Linked DNA regions of Homo sapiens: region 2 is linked to region 1. A link is a loop called in an ENCODE intact Hi-C map of the cell type or tissue named here. Cell type or tissue: B cell. All regions are shown on one strand. Each heading gives the region's core, and the rest is flanking DNA. Links, peaks and the distances in the headings are about the cores only.

Region 1 (2,922 bases), core at 318-2,817:
TTTAAAACGCTTTTTACTTAAGTGGATGATGTACCTGTTTCCTAATGACAGCAATTCAAGTGTTCCAAAGAGGGAAACTTAAGTATTAGATTCCAAATCTTCATCAGAAGGAAATTTCATCCCGTATGTTCATTAGCAGATGATACTTATTAAATGTTCACATGTATGTAGTGGTGTACAAACTGTTACAGTTAGTACATTTTCTTTCTTTTTTTTTTTTTTTTTTTCCAGACAGAGTCTCTCTCTGTCGCCCAGGCTGGAGTGCAGTGGCGCAATCTTGGCTCACTGCAAGCTCTGCCTCCCATGTTCACGCCATTCTCCTGCCTCAGCCTCCCGAGTAGCTGGGACTACAGGCACCCGCCACCACGCCCGGCTAATTTTTTGTACTTTTAGTAGAGATGGGGTTTCACCGTGTTAGCCAGGATGGTCTGGATCTCCTGACCTTGTGATCCACCCACGTCGGCCTCCCAAAGTGCTGGGATTACAGGCATGAGCCACTGCACCCGGCCACATTTTCATTTTCATTAAAATATTATAACCAAAAGCTTGTTTGCTATTAAAAGACCGAAATTCTCAGAGGCTCAGATTTGTTCATTTGGTGCAACACAGCTGGTTTGTGTTCAGTAAAGAGTTCATTACCTAATGAGAATAAGCTAGGTTGTTTGAGTCTACTGTCCCACCACAAACAACAAATTTTAAGTTTTTAAAAATTCACTTTTAAACTGTTTGAAAAGCTGAAAAGATGGCCAAGGAACTGCAAGGTTAAATTAGGGGAGAAAGCCTGGCCCAGGGAGGTAAGTAGATCATCAGAGCACTAAAATCAGTTTTGCCTTTAAGACATTTGCCAAAACACAAATGGGCTTTGGTTGATCAACTCAAAGAGCAGGAGAAATGAAACTGAAAGCTCAGAGTGTGTAAAAGTTGTAAAGTCTTAGAAAAGTTGCCCCACACGTTAAGCAGGGAGCAGGTTTACATTAGAACTAAACCTGCTCCCTGCTTAATGTGTGTATTGTAACACGTTCCTGATTGGTAATAATTTAAAAATCCTGCAATACCAAGTGTTGGTAAGGATATGGAGCAACACAACTCTGATATACTGCTAGCAGTGATGTAAATTTAGTACAATCATTTTAGAAAAGAATTTAGTATTTTCTAATAAGGTTGAAGATAAATGTATTCAGTGACCTAGCGGCTCCATTCCTACACATATACCACTTCCATTCCTAAGTATATACTGTGGAGAAAAGCATGCTCATGTGCATTGTCCTTTGGGATTGTACTGTCAGAACTAAACCTGCTCCCTGTCCTCCAAACTCCAGGGGACTGTAGAAAAACCTGCCTTGGCAATGAGCGGACTAGAAAAGGAAAAAGAGAGGAAAACACATCCCTGAGAAGTTACTGCTAGACCACTTACAAATTGTTACAACACAGACTTTGAGTGGGTAGGCCAAGGAATCTCAAACAGTGAATCTCATATAGCTAATGCTGCCCAGGAACCTAGCAGAAGCAAACATAAAACTTCTCTGGAAAAGGGCATTATGTATCCTGACCTCAGCAACTCAATTTCCTACAAATAATTTTCAAGGGCAATAACCAGTCGAAAAATTACCAGAGCACTCAAGAAAACAAGGCAGAGAGAGAACCAACAGGAAAAAAAAAATGTGTTTTTTAAATGCAGCAGAAATATATTGGCATTGCCACTTGGCGTAGTTTTCAAGCACAGATATAAAGTAAATATGCTTACTGTATTTAACAAAATAAACATGAACAATAATTGCAGAGAACAGTAAACTATAAAAAGTGACATAGCAGATTTAAGGAGTACCAAATGGGACTTTTAGAAAAGAAAAATGATAACCAAAATTAAAATCTCCGTGAACATTTTGGCAGCACATTGCACTCAACAGAAGAGAATTAGGAAATTAAAAGATAAACTAGAAGAAATTACTTCAGTGCTACACAGAGAGAGACACAGTGGTGGAAACTGCAGTAGCAAAGAGGAGAAGGGTGCGGAAGACAACAAATGTAGGTTTGATGGAAGCTCTAAAGAGAGAGGAGAGGTTGGCTGAGAATTTTCCAGATTTGATGAAAGACACCAGTCCCAAACAGGAATAGTAAAAAGAAACACAGACCTAGATACATTGTAGAGAAAATTCAGGGAAAAAAATGTAAAAAGACATTACCTTCAAAAGAATATGACTTTTTACCACCACCAGAAACCAGTGGGATGATATCCTCAGTGTGCTGAAAGAAAATAGCTCCCAGTCTAGATTTCTACACAGGGTAAAAATGTCTTTCAAGAATGAATTATATTTGAAAAATATATAAATGAAATATTTATATTTGAAAATAAATATGTTTTCAAACAAAAAGAATTGATCATCAGCAAATCATTGCCAAAAAAGTTATAAAGAATGGACTTTTGGCAGAAGTGAAGTGAGCATAGATGAGTGGTTTCATTTGCAAGAATGAACAGCAAAGGCAGAGGTAAATGTGAGAACATGTATATATGATAATGTTTGTGGGGCTTAATCAGAACAAAGAAGTAAAATATCAGACAATTTGTAAATGGCAGGATGGAAGTGGTGGGAAATGGAGTTAAAGCTTCTAGGATCTTTGTATTATCCAGAAGGAAGTAAAGGTTTTAACTTTAGACTTTGGTAAACAAAGTATATCTCTAATTTCTAAGGCAACCAATACAAAGAAATAGGAAAATATTGTGTAACTTCTAAACAAATAGAAGGGGAGAAATGGAATATTTATTTCCACTTGTATTCAGCAAGCTGATTCTCAAATGTATACAGGAATGCAGAAGTCAAAAAATAGCCAGAATGTTCAGAAAGCAAATGAACAAGGGCAGAGAACTTTCTCTACTTGATAGCAAGATTTATTATAAAGCTACAGTAACTAAAGATTGGCATT
Region 2 (2,922 bases), core at 202-2,701, 66 kb before region 1:
TACTTGGGAAGCTGAGGCAGGAGAATTGCTTGAACCGGGGAGGTTGCAGTGAGCCAAGATTGCGCCATTGCACTGCAGCCTGGGTGACAAAGCGGGACTCCATCTCAAAAGCAAAACAAAACAAAAAAAAACTATATTTGGATAAACCTCATTAAAATTAGTTTTTAAAGATGAAGTATTGTTTACCTTTACCATACTCCTTTTAGTATCTACTACATTCTCACATCAAGCTCAGAAGAATTAGCAATAGACAAATTATGTTATGTGAAGCCACATAGAAGTACTTTTAAATTTTAAAATTAGATTCTGCTTCCTCTGGCAAAGAGAACTAAGACTAGTTTTTAGAAGTTAGCAGAGAAGTGGATTCCATGCTTACTTTTTTTTTTTTTTAAAGACGGGGGATTTACTGTGTTGCTCAGGCTGGAGTGCAGTGGCTATTCACAGATGTGATCCTACTACTGATAAGCACGGGAGTTTTGACCTGCTCTGTTTCTGACCTGGGCCACTTCTCTCATTAGGCAACCTGGTGGTCCCTCACTCCCTGGAGGTCACCATGTTGATGCCTAATTTAGTGCAGACACCCAATCGGCATAGGATACTACAGTCCAGAACTTCTGGGCTCAAGGGATCTTCCTGCCTCAGCCTCTTGAGTAGCTGGGACTACAGGCACACACCACTGCGCCCAGCTCTTTTTCTTAAATAGTGATTTAAAATAGTGATAGATTCTCATTATGTTGTCCAGGCTGATCTCTCAAACTCCTGAGCTCAAGTGATCCTGCTGCCTTGGCCTCCCAAAGTGCTAAGATTACACATGTAAGCCTGTAGCCGTAGGCCTAGATACCATATTTTTAAATAAAAATTCCATAAAAATAGAACTGTAGCTTTTACTTAAATCATGTCTTTAAAGAGGCAGGTAGTTGGTAGAGGTTTTATGACTCCATCTACTTTTTTAACTTTTTTTTTTTTTTTTTGAGATGCAGTCGCCCTCTGTTGCCCAGGCTGGAATGCAGTGGCTCGATCTCAGCTCACTGCAATCCACCTCTGCCCCCTGGGTTCAAGCGATTCTCCTGCCTCAGCCTCCCTAGTAGCTGGGATTACAGGCATGTACCACCACGCCCAGCTAATTTTTGTATTAGTAGAGATGGGGTTTCACCATGTTGTCCAGGCTGGTCTCGAGCTCCTGACCTCAAGTGATTCACCTGCCTCGGCCTCCTGAAGTGTAATCCTGGCCTCCTAAAGTGCTGGAATTACAGACGTGAGCCACTGCGCCCAGGTGACTCCATCTACAACAAAACTGGCATAAATATGCTATGTACAGATAAAAAGGCATTTGGATATGTGATCAGTGGAGATAACACATTTTGTTTGGGTTGGACCAAATTTGATATAAATTCATAATTATGTGATCTCAAATGAAGTTTTAAGAGGGAGCAGTGTTCATCTAAAGTAAGCAGAGCACAATTAGGCAGTTTATCAGCCTCCTGTCAACCAAGTGCTGAAAAGCAAAACTGTGCCTGTAGTGTGTTTTCCTGTGTTCATCCTCACTGTCATAGGTCACACTAGCTGAGGCTGGCGTTGCAGGTGGTAAAGGAATTACCAAGGCAATTGTAGGTAAAGAAGGGCAGATTTATTAGAGAAAGTATGAAAGTAGGTTGGTTGCAAGGGTGCAACGGGCAGATCAGCAAGAGAGAAGCTGACTGCCAGGAGACAATGGCTTGCTGGGCATGTTACAGGATGATGCTTCTGCTGTGTGCTGCAGAGAGGGCTATGTGCAGTACTGATAAGGCCAAGGTTGCAGTGAGCTAACTTGCATTTTTCTGTCAGCTGAGAGTCTGGTGATAAGTTGAGTGCAGAAAGCTTGTGAGTTATTTGTGCAAGAGGGCTGTGTGTCTTGGACCATGAAGAAAGGCAGACTTATACCTTATCTGCTTTTTCTTTTTGCTGTACCCTTTTCCCACCCGCCTGACTCCTTTTCCCTTACTAGGACTCCACAATCACTGCTTTCAATAACAGAGTGAACATCTAGTTCCATTAGGGAGTGGAGTGGGAAGATGGAGAATGCTTGCACTTGGACCCATTCACCCTCATTCTGTCTTTAATCTCAGTAAAATACATACACTACCCAAGGTTCTTAGAACATATAAGGTGATGAAGAAGAATACTATAAACAGTTGCATGGGTATGTGTAGCCATGTAGCAGCTAGAACCTGTTGTGTAGGCTGAATGAACTAATACAGTGTTGATAATAATGCTAACATTTGTTATGCCCTTTCTGTATGCCAGCTGTGCTAAACATTTTATACATTATCTTATTTAAATCTCACATTAACACTTTGACATTGCTACTAGTATCTTATTTTGCAGTAAGGAAACTGGTATCTAAAAGCATTAAATGACTTGCCTAGAGTATCACAATAAGTGGCCGACCCAGGTTTCAAATTCAAGGCTGTTTAGAGTTAGCACTTAGCTGCTTTGCTCCACCTCACAACTAAATGTAACAAGTCATAAAAATTGAATAAATTTTCAGTCACCATGAATACGGAACTACATGACTGATGCTGTAACAACCTCAGAGATTGCAACGGGGATATGTTCTGAGAAATGCGTCGTTAGGCGATTGTGTCATTGTATGAACATCATAAAGTGTACTTAGACAAAACTTGATGGTATGGCCTACTCTACATCTAGGTTATATGGTATAGCCTGTTGCTCCTAGGCCACGTATCTGTACAGCATGTTACTGTACTGAATGCTGTAGGCTTTTGTAATGCAGTGGAAAGTATATGTATATCTAAGCATATCTAAACCTAGAAAAGGTGCAGTAAAAATATGGTATTACAGGGTTGCGCACGGTGGCTCATGCCTGTAATCCCAGTACTTTGGGAGGCGGAGGCGGGTGGCTCACCTAAGGTCAGGAGCTCG

Evidence for each region. A loop is a pair of places that touch in the nucleus more often than their neighbours do. Peaks named below come from ENCODE experiments on the same cell type or tissue, not always from the same donor. Only the 100,000 strongest peaks of a DNase experiment are listed, where the experiment ranks them.
Region 2: it touches region 1 in a loop (14-fold over the local background); 6 of 110 quality-filtered maps call a loop at or near these places.

Annotation. Positions count from the first base shown.
Region 1 is chr11:130,241,973-130,244,894 of GRCh38, reverse strand. The region is part of intron 2 of ZBTB44 (zinc finger and BTB domain containing 44); the gene reads left to right. Among named protein-coding and RNA genes, the nearest start is that of ZBTB44, 71 kb to the left of the region's middle. In B cell, for the core only: no CTCF peak of the experiment used is centred there; no DNase peak of the experiment used is centred there; H3K27ac peaks cover 476 bases.
Region 2 is chr11:130,307,945-130,310,866 of GRCh38, reverse strand. All of the region lies in intron 1 of ZBTB44 (zinc finger and BTB domain containing 44), which reads left to right. It also overlaps the pseudogene RN7SL778P. Among named protein-coding and RNA genes, the nearest start is that of ZBTB44, 5.5 kb to the left of the region's middle. In B cell, for the core only: no CTCF peak of the experiment used is centred there; no DNase peak of the experiment used is centred there.